Regions from separate parts of the Mus musculus genome. Here region 1 is linked to region 2. Evidence: chromatin loops called from intact Hi-C (ENCODE). Cell type or tissue: left cerebral cortex. All regions are shown on one strand.

Region 1 (8,000 bases), 290 kb after region 2:
GCAGAAACTTTGGAGTTTCATTAGGTCCCATTTGTCAATTCTCGATCTTACAGCACAAGCCATTGCTGTTCTGTTCAGGAATTTTTCCCCTGTGCCCATATCTTCAAGGCTTTTCCCCACTTTCTCCTGTATAAGTTTCAGTGTCTCTGGTTTTATGTGAAGTTCCTTGATCCACTTAGATTTGACCTTAGTACAAGGAGATAAGTATGGATCGATTCGCATTCTTCTACATGATAACAACCAGTTGTGCCAGCACCAATTGTTGAAAATGCTGTCTTTCTTCCACTGGATGGTTTTAGCTCCCTTGTCGAAGATCAAGTGACCATAGGTGTGTGGGTTCATTTCTGGGTCTTCAATTCTGTTCCATTGGTCTACTTGTCTGTCTCTATACCAGTACCATGCAGTTTTTATCACAATTGCTCTGTAGTAAAGCTTTAGGTCAGGCATGATGATTCCACCAGAGGTTCTTTTATCCTTGAGAAGAGTTTTTGCTATCCTAGGTTTTTTGTTATTCCAGATGAATTTGCAAATTGCTCCTTCTAATTCGTTGAAGAATTGAGTTGGAATTTTGATGGGGATTGCATTGAATCTGTAGATTGCTTTTGGCAAGATAGCCATTTTTACAATGTTGATCCTGCCAATCCATGAGCATGGGAGATCTTTCCATCTTCTGAGATCTTCTTTAATTTCTTTCTTCAGAGACTTGAAGTTCTTATCATACAGATCTTTCACTTCATTAGTTAGAGTCACGCCGAGATATTTTATATTATCTGTGACTATTGAGAAGGGTGTTGTTTCCCTAACTTCTTTCTCAGCCTGTTTATTCTCTGTGTAGCGAAAGGCCATTGACTTGTTTGAGTTAATTTTATATCCAGCTACTTCATTGAAGCTGTTTATCAGGTTTAGGAGTTCTCTGGTGGAATTTTTAGGGTCACTCATATATACTATCATATCATCTACAAAAAGTGATATTTTGACTTCCTCTTTTCCAATTTGTATCCCCTTGATCTCCTTTTGTTGTCGAATTGCTCTGGCTAATACTTCAAGTACTATGTTGAAAAGGTAGGGAGAAAATGGGCAACCTTGTCTAGTCCCTGATTTTAATGGGATTGCTTCCAGCTTCTCTTCATTTACTTTGTTGTTGGCTACTGGTTTGCTGTAGATTGCTTTTATCATGTTTATGTATGGGCCTTGAATTCCTGATCTTTCCAAGACTTTTATCATGAATGGGTGTTGGATCTTGTCAAATGCTTTTTCTGCATCTAACGAGATGATCATGTGGTTTTTGTCTTTGAGTTTGTTTATATAATGGATTACATTGATGGATTTTTGTATATTAAACCATCCCTGCATCCCTGGAATAAAATCTACTTGGTCAGGATGGATGATTGCTTTAATGTGTTCTTGGATTCGGTTAGCGAGAATTTTATTGAGGATTTTTGCATCGATATTCATAAGAGAAATTGGTCTGAAGTTCTCTATCTTTGTTGGATCTTTCTGTGGTTTAGCTATCAGAGTAATAGTGGCTTCATAAAATGAGTTGGGTAGAGTACCTTCTACTTCTATTTTGTGAAATAGTTTGTGCAGAACTGGAATTAGATCTTCTTTGAAGGTCTGATAGAACTCTGCACTAAACCTGTCTGGTCCTCGGCTTTTTTTGGCTGGGAGACTATTAATAACTGCTTCTATTTCTTTAGGGGAAATGGGACTGTTTAGATGGTCAACTTGATCCTGATTCAACTTTGGTACCTGGTATCTGTCCAGAAATTTGTGCATTTCATCCAGGTTTTCCAGTTTTGTTGAGTATAGCCTTTTGTAGAAGGATCTGATGGTGTTTTGGATTTCTTCAGTATCTGTTGTTATGTCTCCCTTTTCATTTCTGATTTTGTTAATTAGGATTTTGTCCCTGTGCCCTCTAGTGAGTCTAGCTGAGGGTTTATCTATCTTGTTGATTTTCTCAAAGAACCAACTCCTTGTTTGGTTAATTCTTTGAATAGTTCTTCTTGTTTCCACTTGGTTGATTTCACGCCTGAGTTTGATTATTTCCTGTCGTCTACTCCTCTTGCGTGAATTTGCTTCCTTTTTTTCTAGAGCTTTTAGATGTGTTGTCAGGCTGCTAGTATGTGCTGTCTCCCGTTTCTTCTTGGAGGCACTCAGAGCTATGAGTTTCCCTCTTAGAAATGCTTTCATTGTGTCCCATAGGTTTGGGTACGTTGTGGCTTCATTTTCATTAAACTCTAAAAAGTCTTTAATTTCTTTCTTTATTCCTTCCTTGACCAAGGTATCATTGAGAAGAGTGTTATTCAGTTTCCACGTGAATGTTGGCTTTCCATTATTTACGTTGTTATTGAAGATCAGTCTTAGTCCATGGTGGTCTGATAGGATACATGGGACAATTTCAATATTTTTGTATCTGTTGAGGCCTGTTTTGTGACCAATTATATGGTCAATTTTGGAAAAGGTACCATGAGGTGCTGAGAAGAAGGTATATCCTTTTGTTTTAGGATAAAATGTTCTGTAGATATCTGTCAGGTCCATTTGTTTCATAACTTCTGTTAGTTTCACTGTGTCCCTGTTTAGTTTCTGTTTCCACGATCTGTCCATTGATGAAAGTGGTGTGTTGAAGTCTCCCACTATTATTGTGTGAGGTGCAATGTGTGCTTTGAGCTTTACTAAAGTGTCTTTAATGAATGTGGCTGCCCTTGCATTTGGAGCGTAGATATTCAGAATTGAGAGTTCCTCTTGGAGGATTTTACCTTTGATGAGTATGAAGTGTCCCTCCTTGTCTTTTTTGATAACTTTGGGTTGGAAGTCGATTTTATCCGATATTAAAATGGCTACTCCAGCTTGTTTCTTCAGTCCATTTGCTTGGAAAATTGTTTTCCAGCCTTTCACTCTGAGGTAGTGTCTGTCTTTTTCCCTGAGATGGGTTTCCTGTAAGCAGCAGAATGTTGGGTCCTGTTTGTGTAGCCAGTCTGTTAGTCTATGTCTTTTTATTGGGGAATTGAGTCCATTGATATTAAGAGATATTAAGGAAAAGTAATTGTTGCTTCTTTTTATTTTTGTTGTTAGGGTTGGCATTCTGTTCTTGTGGCTGTCTTCTTTTTGGTTTGTTGAGGGTTTACTTTCTTGCAGCAAGGAAAGCTTGTCAGTATGTCAGGCACAGCCACCTGAAGACATGATTAACAGCAAAAGCTGTGCCTGAGTTTAGATTGAATAGATCGCAGGAAAAAAAGGTACTAGTCAACAGTCCACACATGCCATCCTTAGTCCTGCGCATAGCTTCTCCAGTCATAGCAAAATGTGTGCATACAGCAGGCATGTGTTTGGTTTGGAGGAATCAGTCTAGTAAATATTGCATGCTAAACACAAATTCTCAACACATCTCTCTTAGTCATGCCTGCAATATTAATCATACAGCTTTTTCTGCAAAATGTGTGGTTGGGTATTTATTTCTCAATCATAAGCAGCAGAAAAATAAGATATTCATATTAAAGCCTCCAGTGAAGTCATGCAATTAGATAACTAAAACTTCAATGTGCAATTGGTGTTCTGTATCTGCACTCAAAGTTTCCAGAGATATTTGACATATCATTCTTAACTATGAGCAATGCAACAGTGCTTGCCAGATATTTGAGAAACAACCCAATCTTTAATATTATGAATGCTTTTCCTGCATTTATCTGTGTACCATTAACAAACCTGATGTCCATAGAGGCCAGATACCCTAGATCTGGAGTTACAGATGACTGTGAAGCACCATGTGGGTGGTGGAAATTGAACTCAGGGCCTTTGAATTAGTGACTAGTTATCAGTAATTGTAACTGCTTAGCCATCTCTCCAGCCCGAAGAAGCAATTATAACATAGAAAACTAAAAGTAGAATAAAAAAGAAAACAGATAAGTAGCAATGGCAAAATAAGCTACAAACCTAAAAGAGAATTATAACTTGGAAAAGGAAGTATATTTTAAAAATATAATTAACAACTATGATTAGTCACAGAGGGAATATGAAGACAGCTCATGTATAATACAAGAGCAACTAGGTAGAGAAAAAAAATTTAAAGTCTTCAGCTCTTAGACATACAAAGCACAGTAATCAAAGAGAAACAATGAGACATCCTGCAAAACCAAATTGATGTCTTTCAAAATGACAAATAAAAATTTCTATAGATATTTGAAAACTTACAAAACTGGGAATATTTTATAAATAAATCAGTGAAAAAACTCACACATAATGTCAAAGCACTTCTTGGTAACAAACTATTATTATCCTCCAGAAGAAAAGAATATGACAACTTTGGAACAGCTGGTATTTGAAGTCTTGTGCTCATGATTGAAGGACACATTCCTCTGGTCTGCTCTCTACAGGGGAACACAACTTTGCCTGCAACTGACATGCCAGCTAGTGTCGGGCAAGCTTCTTCCTTCTGTCATTCAGTTTCCTCATCTTGAGATGTTGATCCTTTCAAACAAGCCATGATTTATTACTAAACACTCTGTAAATAGGGGGGATGTAGTTTTCCATTGCAACTTTTCACAGCTTCAGAGGAAGACTGTACACACCACGCTGCTGTCATCTTCCAGCCTCTCACTTATTCTTGTCCAACTGCACACTCCTACATCTGCCAGTTCAGTCTTGTTTTAGGCCTGCTGTGCTGCTGCCAGTGGCTCAGTGGGACACGAGGGTAGTACTGAATGGGCAGGAAAAGTTGATAAATGATACAGATTGAAGGGCCACTTTGAAGTCCTTCAGTGTCACCAGAAATAACAGTGTAACCAATACAATGAGAGGGAGGTGGCTGGGCACGTTCTCCTTAGAAAACAGCCATGGGAATGTGGAAATCAATTCTCAGAAGATTAACAAAGGACGAAAATGATAATGAGGAACAAAAAAAAAATTAATGTGGCTCATGTCCCTTTTTACTTTCATTATTTAATTCGAGGGTCATTATAAAGGCTGGCACTGAGGATGATAGCTTAGAGTGTTCTGCAGTGTTTCTGCTTTCCACACATCCACTTGCAATTGGTTAGATGAAAGCATTGATAGATGCTCATTATGTTCTCTGTTGTGCTCAGCATCATCCCGATCATTTCACCGTGTTTCATTTAGAAGTACACTTAACTACAGAGGAAAGGGCCAAAGCATTTCATGGAGACTAATGTAATCTAGCTTGTGGTATCTGAATCCACTTGGTGAATAAAAATCTTTGAAGCAGAAGTGAAAGAACGTGATCTTTTCATAAGAAAGCCAACGAGCATCAGGTGCAAACATATCTCCCTACAGACCAAGGAGGAAATGCATCTCATTAGGGGGAGTTTTTAAAGAGGCTTCTTATTGGGATTTTCCACTCAGTACCAGGGTCAATGTCAGAGAAAGGGAAGACCAGCAGAATTGTCAGACTACTCTAACTGAGTCACAGCAAATCTCTATAGAAGCATTATAAGGACAAGTAATGATTCTTGAAAAAAACTAAACACACCCACTAGAGAAGTGTGTGTGTATGTGTGTGTGTGTGTGTGTGTGTGTGTGTGTGTGTGTGTGTGTGTGTTTGTGTGTTACATTTAACTGTGGAGTTTCTAATATCTTTCTTCTGAGAGACATGATCATGTTTAATTGTCTGGGTATGGTCAGGATCTTAGTTCTTTATGCTATATCTATTTAGGAAAAATAAACAGATACTTTTATATCTAATTATATTTTTATGATATTTTTCAAACATTAACAAGACACTTTGTATATCTTCAAGTTCACAAAATGGACATGATATATACTTTTCTTTCCAATATGCAAGTTACCAGGGATATCTCAAACATTGAGGGTTTGGTTTTATATGATATATTGATCGTGCAGAAGCATATGAATGTGATATAATCTGGGCTAATACAAACTTGTACATTGACTCATCCTCCTGGGACAGCTCATCATTCTTGGCAGATATCTCCTGATAGGTAGAGTCACAGTCAATAAATATAATGCTTAAGCACACCAATGTCTTTTGGCCCTCTAGGTGTTTTGGAACAGAGACAATTGTGTAAAAATACTGAATTTGTTGATCATTCAAATCTAAAACAGAACAATTTCTATTGTAAGACTTCTTTATGGCCATGATATATACGCTAAATTCTCAGACCAATACACTGGATTAGGACTTTTTCTTGTTTTATTTTAAAAAAAAATCCATTGTTTGGAACTTTTATGTACATGTGCAGTTCATTCTAATTGTACTTACTACCTACTGTCTCCTTTTAGATCTTCCCTGCGATGCTCCAACACATTTTCCTTCCAAACTCATGTCCTGCTTTTTAAAGTTAATAGCTCACTGAGTGCAGTCAATGGTACTCACATGGGAATGAGTGCGATCCCATCCACCGACACATGGGCAACCTATCAGTGTCCACTTTGGTTGGAGAACTAAAAGTGATTTTTTAATTTTCTTAGCAGGCATCAACTGTCTATAGTTTCTGAACTAAAGGTAAAGTCTCAGGACCCTTGTTCTACTCCATCGGGGCTGGAATTCTAACTAGCTTGACATTGTGAATGCCTTGTACAGGGAACCAATGTCAGCTACTGGAATGCATGTGAGTAATGGCTTTTTAGTTTCCAGGAAACCGCATTTCAAGGGGCCTTTTCTATCCTAGCCTGTCACAGTTTTTCTTATACTTTTTTCATGATCTCCTTTGAGCTTTGAGTGGGAAGAGATTGTATAAGGAAACCATCTACAACAGAACTTGAAGTGTATGGCTTCAAGTTACCAATACCCAGTGTAAAACGAAGCTTCTCTGTCTAAGGGTGCCGGGATCCAGTTCTATGAATGTAAAAATTCATATTTATAAGTCAGTTTGGATACATGACCTTCTAGACAAACAACAGTATAGTCCTGATTCCAGGGCCTGTCATCTTCCTAATGATAGGTTTTGATGTGGTTTCAGTTCCAGGCATGAAATTGCTTTAGTGGAATAACCCTTGAGCACAGCACTGCATAAGAGAATCCATATATTCTTTCTGCCAGAATAGCACCTCCCTGCACTGTACAAGCTATGTATCAGGTAGACATTCCATGTCAGTTTGAGATTGATATATGTATCTTGAAATAGAAGTTTGTAATAATCCCTTCATTAATGAATATGATCATAGAGTTATACTGGGCAATCACAAGCCAGAGAAGTAGCCTGCTATGAGGACATTTGAGACATCCATGGCTAATAACTTATAGGGAAGAATCCTGTTACTCACTGTTACTCTTTTTATTTCCATTATAAAATCGAAGCATGGGTTCTCTTGGCTGACTTGACAACTTTATTCTCATCGCTTCTTTTTTAATCTTTACAATATTCCCAGAATTCATTGTCCTTTGATAGAAATGTTATGTTTAAATGTACTGATAACTCACTGAACTCCTAAACCTGATAAACAGCTTTGGTGAAGTAGCTGGATATAAAATTAACTCAAACAAGTCAATGGCCTTTCTCTACACAAAGAATAAACAGGCTGAGAAAGAAATTAGGGAAACAACACCCTTCTCAATAGTCACAAATAATATAAAATATCTCGGCGTAACTCTAACTAAGGAAGTAAAAGATCTGTATGATAAAAACTTCAAGTCTCTGAAGAAAGAAATTAAAGAAGATCTCAGAAGATGGAAAGATCTCCCATGCTCATGGATTGGCAGGATCAACATTGTAAAAATGGCTATCTTGCCAAAAGCAATCTACAGATTCAATGCAATCCCCATCAAAATTCCAACTCAATTCTTCAACGAATTAGAAGGAGCAATTTGCAAATTCATCTGGAATAACAAAAAACCTAGGATAGCAAAAACTCTTCTCAAGGATAAAAGAACCTCTGGTGGAATCACCATGCCTGACCTAAAGCTTTACTACAGGGCAATTGTGATAAAAACTGCATGGTACTGGTATAGAGACAGACAAGTAGACCAATGGAATACAATTGAAGACCCAGAAATGAACCCACACACCTACGGTCACTTGATCTTCGAC
Region 2 (8,000 bases):
TCTTTTCTGTTTTTGTCTGTCCCTTTTTGTTTAGTCCATAGGTCTGGAGTTTTGATGAATGGCTAATGACCCCTTTTTAGCTGTATCTTTAAAGACAGTCTTGAAGGAACCATGAGATGAAAGGATTCTACTTAGAATATAAAAGAAGATGCCATCATTCACCCTTTTCCCTGAGCCTGCGTTCTTCCTACCCAACCCTCCCTCCCTTCTTTCCTTCTCTCTTCTATCCATTGGTAACAGTTTACTACTTGACACTGATTTGGCTTTTCTCTTTTAAAAGGAAGGGATTTTTTTTTTCATTCTGAATAGTGTGTGTGTGTGTGTGTGTGTGTGTGTGTGTGTGTGTTTATGTAGGAATATAATTAACTGACAGTTTCTAAATACTTTCTTAGCCACTTTATACTGCCTTTGGCATTTTCTTCAAACTCCTTTAGTTTTTACCTTGGTTAAAATTTTAAGTTCTCAAACCTTGAATTAAGTACAAATCTATTTGTAATATAAATAGAAAAGTCATGAAGAATAAACATATTTCCATACTTTCCTGGGATATTGAAAATAGCTTTTTTACACTGGAAAAAGCACCAATTTAACCTTTCTAGCAATGAGAGAAAAGGCTGATTCACCCCCACCTAAAACAATTTGTTGTTATAACAGCACTTGTAACATAATCGCAACTACCCTATGGAGTGTTCATTGCTTTTTAGATTCACAAGAACTGTTTTTTGTTTTTTTGTTTCCTGGGTCTGTATTACATCAACATAAATTACAAAGTGGTTGGATGCATAAAATATTTAGAAAATTATCTTGCTTTAAAAAGAAATCACTTAAAGTGGTGCTATTTTCAAAGAGCTGTGCAGTCTATGATATATCAAGGATGTGAAAATGACTTTTTGTGTTAGAAAATTGGCCTTTAACAAAGCAAAAAAAAAAAAAAAAAAAAAAAAGTTAGACAATTCTAAGTGCAAAGCTATTAACTGACTGATTTCTGATCCCTGACTTCGGATGTCATCCTCAACCCAGTGACTGGCTGCTCCTCATCCTGTGGGAACAGCAGGCTTCCGAAGAGCCTTCTTTACAAATAACCATCAGTTCAGACAGAGGAGACCCAAGGAGAGCCAGTTCAATCTTTCGCATCATTACCGGCCTCATTGTTTTGCAAATCAGCCGCACAAAGTGGAACACGTGCACGAATCCTCTTACAGGTTTCTGAATGCCGGGGATTTCAGACTCTCGAATCCTGGTGATTAGCAGTAAATGAATAAGCTGCATGACAAATCGTTACCTTCACCAGATAAGAGACTAGTTTCAATTAAAGATTGCCGGTTATAGCTTGAGTTCCTCAAGATGTGTCCATCTATAATGAACCCCTGTTTGTCAGTCAATCCAGCATTATTGTGCAGTCAGCCTTACTGACACGACCTTATTCGAATAGCTCAAAACGTTATCTCTAAAGCATTCTATTTATAGTAGAAATATGTAGACCAAACCCAAACACTGTCTAATTTAACATGTGATTCCTCTCTTGGCAAATAACTCGTCTCAAGAGATTCTAAATCTCGAATTGGGGAAGTCCTGAGGCCATGAGACCAAACAAAGCATAAATGAGTTGTCTCTAGCTTGTCTGGCAAAGTTGGTTTTTTGTTTGTTTGTTTGGTTGGTTGGTTGGTTGGTTGGTTGTTTTTGTTTGTTTGTTTGTTTTGTTTTGTAAGTTGATGTTACAAATGTAACTCTTCATCACCTTTGGTCATATTTCACTATGAGTATTTGCTATGGAGTTTTAAAATTTTTGGTAATGATGTTTCAGTACAGTTTCCCACACAAGTAAAAGTCTCGAGTTGTTTATTTGGGTCTCTAACAGTGAAAGCCTCTAATTACAGAGTGCAGCTAGCAAGTCAGCTGAGCGGGCCTCACAAAACATCACGCCCAATGCCAAGGCACAGAGAGAATTTACAATGCATTTCTCACTTTACAACGTTTGGATATTTAACGTTTTGTTACTTTTAAGGTTGTAGTCATCTCTGCAATAAGATATTCTTCACCCCTGTTTTTAATCTCTTAATTAAAGAGAACTTAATCTCCACTGATGCAGAGAAATTGCCTGAGGCTGACGGCCCTGTAGGTGTGAAAATATACTTCTCTAGACTAAAATCACAGTATAGGAAACAGTTGGCACTGACCCACATTCTGACTTACTCATGTGGGCAGTTCTATGTCACTTTACTGCGGAGCGCATTTATTTGTTACACATAGAAGAGCAATATTGGTTGCGTGGAGTACACAAGGAGAGAAACGATTTCCCTCCCACTACCATCTGCTGTGGAACACACAGGTTTTCCCATACAGGTTTAGTGCAAGCTCCTGTCCTTGGAGCAGAGGCAGGCACAGACTGGGCTGTGATCACAGTGTGAACCTTCCTCCCACTCCTCAGCCCACAGACATGTTCTCAGGCTGCATTCCGATTCTGAATATAGACTTCCAAGGAGCTGTTGAAACATGAGCCACTTGGGTAAACAGCAGAGGCAGGAGATGGATTGGGTGAACTGACAGGGCCTCGGAGCGCATGCTCAGTGGCTGCTGTGCTTATGAGACCAATTCTCCTAAAATGTTGAGATATTTAAAGTTTTCACTAAATAATTATTGATTTATATTCATAAAACTAAACGCAATTTCTATGTTACTTATCCATACTAGTGAGAGTAAGGGGACACTGAGGAAAGAGTTATTTATGGAATGCTGAGTATAACTCCCGCCTGACACTCTTGTACCTTTCTGTCTCGGCCTCCCTCCACCTCTCTGTCGTTCACACAGCCTACTTGGAAGATTAGCACTATGATTACAGAGCTACAAATCCAAAGGCTTACTTTGTGTCCTTGCCTAACCATGTATAGTTTGTAGACTATTTCCTAAATTGTTTAAGGTGCTTGCTTATCTAGACTCATCCTTTAACCCCCATTGTTGTTTTACATGTATCTGTTCACAACCAAGTATATGGTAAATTTAAGAAAAAAGGACCAACATTTTCTTTATGGAGTTTACTTTCTATCTTATTCTGATACATATTTAACATTAATCAAAAAAATGTACAAATATGGGAACGATAAACGGCTCAGTGGTCAAAGGGGTCTGAGACTGAAAATCTGGATTCGTTCCACAGTGCCTACATGGTAGAATGGCAAAAAATGACTCCCAGAAGTGGTCATGACATTTCCAGATGTGCCAAAGAATATGAACACACACACACACACACACACACACACACACACACACACACACACACACACAATGAGGAAAATATTTAAAACTATAACAAAGACAAAACTGCTTTAACTGCATCATGGGCTCATAACTTTCATTGTTAGCAATGTAAGTTTTACGTTATAAAAATTCTACCCTGAAATCTAATGAACGAACTTTGAAACAGAGTGAGAAGATCTACATATAACATTGGTTACAATTATTGGGCTCTTGTTTATTGTTGTTTAAAAGGAAAGATGAAGTTAATCTCTGTTATAAGAATGGGAGGAGTGAGATTGAGAGTGAGGGCAGGGCACCCCCTACTGATTTCACCACACAGACCTGAGCAAGAATGATAGGGACCCTGTGTTCCTTCCCACACAATGTCAGCTTAGCTTATAGCCAGGGACAGGCATTTGCCATCCCCTTTTCCTTAGGCTGTCCTGGAAGCAAGCTTTTTAGTTGATAGAGAATGATTTCATCTGTGAGGTTGCAATTTTTCTGAAAAGGTGTTTATTTTCAAACTAGAATCTCTTTTCCCATAAACTTAACCCTTACTGTAATTATAATCAATTCTGCTATATAACTAATGGCCCATTACTGTCAGGTCTAAAGGAAACACCAATCCCCCAAACTCCAAAAGGCAGTCCAAATATCCAGAAACAAGCTTAATCAGGACTATAAGACTTCTGTCTGATACAAGCCACCATTCACCAGGAACTTGTGAAGCCTGGTCCTATCTACCAAAATAAGTCATTTACCTTCCAGCAGTCAAAGTAGAAATATGGCTCTCCAATTAACATATATGTGTGTTTCCTATCAGCATAAGGCAGATCCATTCTAGCCTCCAGGCTCTGTCAGTTCCTTCATATGAGTACTTGGCTTGCATCTCCAAGCCCTACACCAGGCTCCTGACCCTCCCCTTCCCACAGCTCCTCAGCATTCTTAGAACCCAGCTATCCTCACTACTCTAGGCTCCTGGTTTGCTACTCTAACCATACTCTCCCTAGCGGCTACTCTGCGCTATTATCCCCTTTGACAAATATGCCTAGTCATGTCCATTCCATTGTACCGAGGGATTGTTTATCCTGTGTTTTAAAACACACCAAAAAGGTTAAGAACACAATCCCTAATAATGCTGTAGATACTTGGAAAGGCTAGAATCTTGTTTGTGCTTTAACTTCAAAGGCTCCCCGATCTGAAAGAACTCCCTGCACTAATGTTATTTCTCAGACATTGTTTTCGAGGACTATTAATAATAATATTCCATCTGCTGTATTCCGTTTTAGCACGGATTCATGCAAGCTCACATAAATCTATGTGTAATGCATTTAGGACAGTTTCTGGCAGTGTTAAAAAAAAAGTGAACTCTGTCTTGTTTCTAAATCCCTGACCATATTTCTGCCTTTTTGTAAGGGAGGGATATGGTCTATTTTAAAATCCTATAACACCTGCCAAATATTTTAAAGACCACTTTTGGGGAAAAAAAAACAGCTAAAATCAGGCAAACCGGCAGCAATACACACACACACACACACACACACACACACACACACACACACACACACACAAAAGATTTTATATATATATATATATATATATATATACATATATATACACATACATATGTATATATATATATATATATATATATATATATATATATATCAAAGCTTATAGTATATAGTGGTATTTATTGGTAAAAAATTCTAAGTGTATGACAACAGACAAAAATAAACCAAGATTGGTGGAGGGGTTTAGAACTACTTTGGAAGCAGTATCACCTATGGTGAAACACTATCTATTCAGAGCAGACACATACACAAACTCAGAATTTCAACTGAAGAAACTGAGATTTAGACATCATAGAAAACTAGAGTGCCATCTCATGTGTAGCACATGATAGTCAGCATTCAAATCCCTGACTGTTTTCTGCTGAAGTCATTTCTGTAATCATTATGAAAATTGTTTGTGCATATGGGCTTTAGGAAGCAAACTACATTGTTATAGTTGACTGGAGTCATGTTAGATAAATCTTATTTATTATGAGATTAGTGTATATGTATTGCATTGCAGTATCAGCAAAATATACCCTGTAAGTAAAATTCATGCAATTTCTGATCTGTACAATTTTTGTAACAATTTTTTATGTGAGAGAAGAACAAATAGCTTTTTAATTATGTCCTCATTTTTTTATATTTTACAAAATGAAAAAGAATGGTATCTTAGAAATATTAGAGAAGATATTTTAACATCTCATGAATAAAATGTAAAATAAATTTGGGAGGAAGTGAATATATGTAATTTGGGAGCAAATTCATATTCACATTTTTTCATTTCTAATCTCTTCATTGTCTCTTCCACTATACATATTTTCATACTTCCATGTCCTCTTTTTTCTTAAGTAATATAGTATTTTATGTATCTCACCTCATCCTTCCTTTCTGATTCATTCATTATTATTATTCTTATAACTTAAACCATTGAAATAAATGTTAGAGTCATTGTAGGACATGGATTTGTGGTTCGAAGTCAGTTCGCAATCACTTATAAATGCTCTGTGACTTGCTTTTGATCAATACAGACAACCTCTGTTTGGGAAATAATTTTAAACTTCATCATGCATCATATGACAAACCTGATAAATTAAAAGTTATATAATATGCCAATATTTTTATACAAATCATTAAAATCAACACATTTCTCAAGTGAAATCATATTTATAGAGTTGGCCTCATAAAGAAACTAATATGAACTATATTAAAAGACATACAATGAAAACAAAAGCATTATGCGTGCGTACATTTGGCCCATTAAGCTCAAATAAAGACATTCCTAAACTTCCTTGTGAAAAAATTTAAAACATTCAGTTTTTGATTGTTTGTTTGTTTTTCATGAAAATCCTCCACTCATGTTGGAGGGAGCTCTGTGGAAGGGAAGATGGTAAAATTGTAAGAGCCACTTAAAGGGAAAGTCTTGTATTTTCTGTAATCCACATTTTTAATTTCTAAAACCTTTTAAAAAGTGGTTCCTTCTGCCCCTCCATCACACCTCTGTGGTGTTCTCATTTTGATTCTTCTTAGGCTTGGGATTTTCCTCTTTCAGTTTGTTTCTTGTTCGTTTTGTTTTTTAGCATATGATCTTGCTATGAGGCCGAATACTCTGTCTGGGGCTCCCGCTTGCTGGGATTGGAGCAGTGACTCCCAACCTTCTTCATCCTGAGGACCCACATTTTATACAGTTCCCCATGTTGTGGTGACCCCAACCATAAAATGATTTCATTGCTAATTCTTACTTGTAATGTTGCTACTATTACACCTCATAATGTAAATATTTTTGGAAGTATTTTTTTCAAAGGATTTGTGGATAACAGGCTAATGTCAACATACTTGGCATTATCCTACTATCTAATTTGCATTTGTGATTTGGGATAATAATGAATCTGTGGGTCAATTGCTCAGCCAGTAACATTTCAATCATTCTGATTCCTTGACTATTTTTGAACATTTAGGGTGATGTAATAAAAGAAATTCAGGTTACAAGTTTGCAGAATATACATTCACATTAATGTAATAGTCAGAAAATGCATGCACCAAAAATGTTAAAATAGTTCTTTCCTGCATGTATATTCATATGTGATTTTCATTCTCTCCTTTAAAAAAAACGTTCATATTCTAATTTCATATATGATTAGTTTATAATTTTAAATATATAAAAAAATAGGAAATACAAAGCTGATTTTTAAAATAGGCAATTTCAACACCTGGTAGAGATTCTCTTGCCATAAGAATATAAAAAGATATACAACACCATTAGTCATTAGAAAACATGAGATATACTAATAAGGAGGTATTGCCACACAATGGAAGTTACAAACTACACTTGTATTACCAGCAGCTGTAACTATACAAAGATACAAATCTATTCTCATATATTATCGATGAGGATACACAATGGTATAGCCACTTTGTTGCTGGTAGTCTACCATGGGACCAAATACATTCTCTTGAGAGAAGAGAGTCTCATTTTAATGTCTTTACCATGGCTATATATAATCATGTTGGCAACACCGTTTAAAGATTAAGAAAATCTTAACATTTCAATTAATTTTAAAAAGAAAGGTAAAGAAAAATGTTGTAAGAGTTGAAGAGGGTGGATGACACCAAGCATCCAGTGTCCTCTTGACATAACTTGTCATTGACACTGTGTCAGCACGCACAGGGCCTGCACAGTCTCAGCCAGATGAGGTTCCAGGACTGAGAGGGGAACTGGGCACGAATTCCCATCCATAATCCAGAAGTTGTTTTCAACTGACAACTGATTGGAAATAAAAATTAGTTTTCTCTCTTAGATCTCCACTGGGTATACAGATAAAAGCAGGCCCCACTCCTGCAAGAAAATGGTTCACAGGAAGCATACGCAATAGTATTGTGGAGAACTTTTGCCTCATGACAGTTTTTTTTAACCTTACTGATTATCTATCTATCTATCTATCTATCTATCAATAAAAATAAATATATATCCATCTATATAAATATATATCCATCTATATAAATATATATCCATGTATATATAGATATACATATAGATAGATATCCCAATAAAATACTAACATCACTAACATATCTATCACTTGATCGGTCAATTAACAGATAAATTAGTGTTTTTAGTGGGTTGCATGTATATGTGTGTGCATGGGCGACTGTGTATGTGTGTCTGTGTTTGGGTATGTGTCTGCGCATGTGTGATTCTGTACTTTTCCATCC

The links. A loop is a pair of places that touch in the nucleus more often than their neighbours do. Peaks named below come from ENCODE experiments on the same cell type or tissue, not always from the same donor. Only the 100,000 strongest peaks of a DNase experiment are listed, where the experiment ranks them.
Region 1: a loop joins it to region 2, with 7 times the contacts of the local background. A loop is called at or near these places in 2 of 42 quality-filtered maps.

Annotation. Positions count from the first base shown.
Region 1 is chr4:27,998,653-28,006,652 of GRCm38, reverse strand. No RefSeq gene overlaps it. Among named protein-coding and RNA genes, the nearest start is that of n-TIaat2, 98 kb to the right of the region's middle. In left cerebral cortex, no CTCF peak of the experiment used is centred here; a DNase peak (open chromatin) is centred at 4,610.
Region 2 is chr4:28,293,471-28,301,470 of GRCm38, reverse strand. The region is part of intron 2 of Gm52725 (a long non-coding RNA gene); the gene reads right to left. Among named protein-coding and RNA genes, the nearest start is that of Gm25378, 68 kb to the left of the region's middle. In left cerebral cortex, no CTCF peak of the experiment used is centred here; DNase peaks (open chromatin) are centred at 1,260, 2,375 and 3,582; H3K27ac peaks cover 1,321 bases.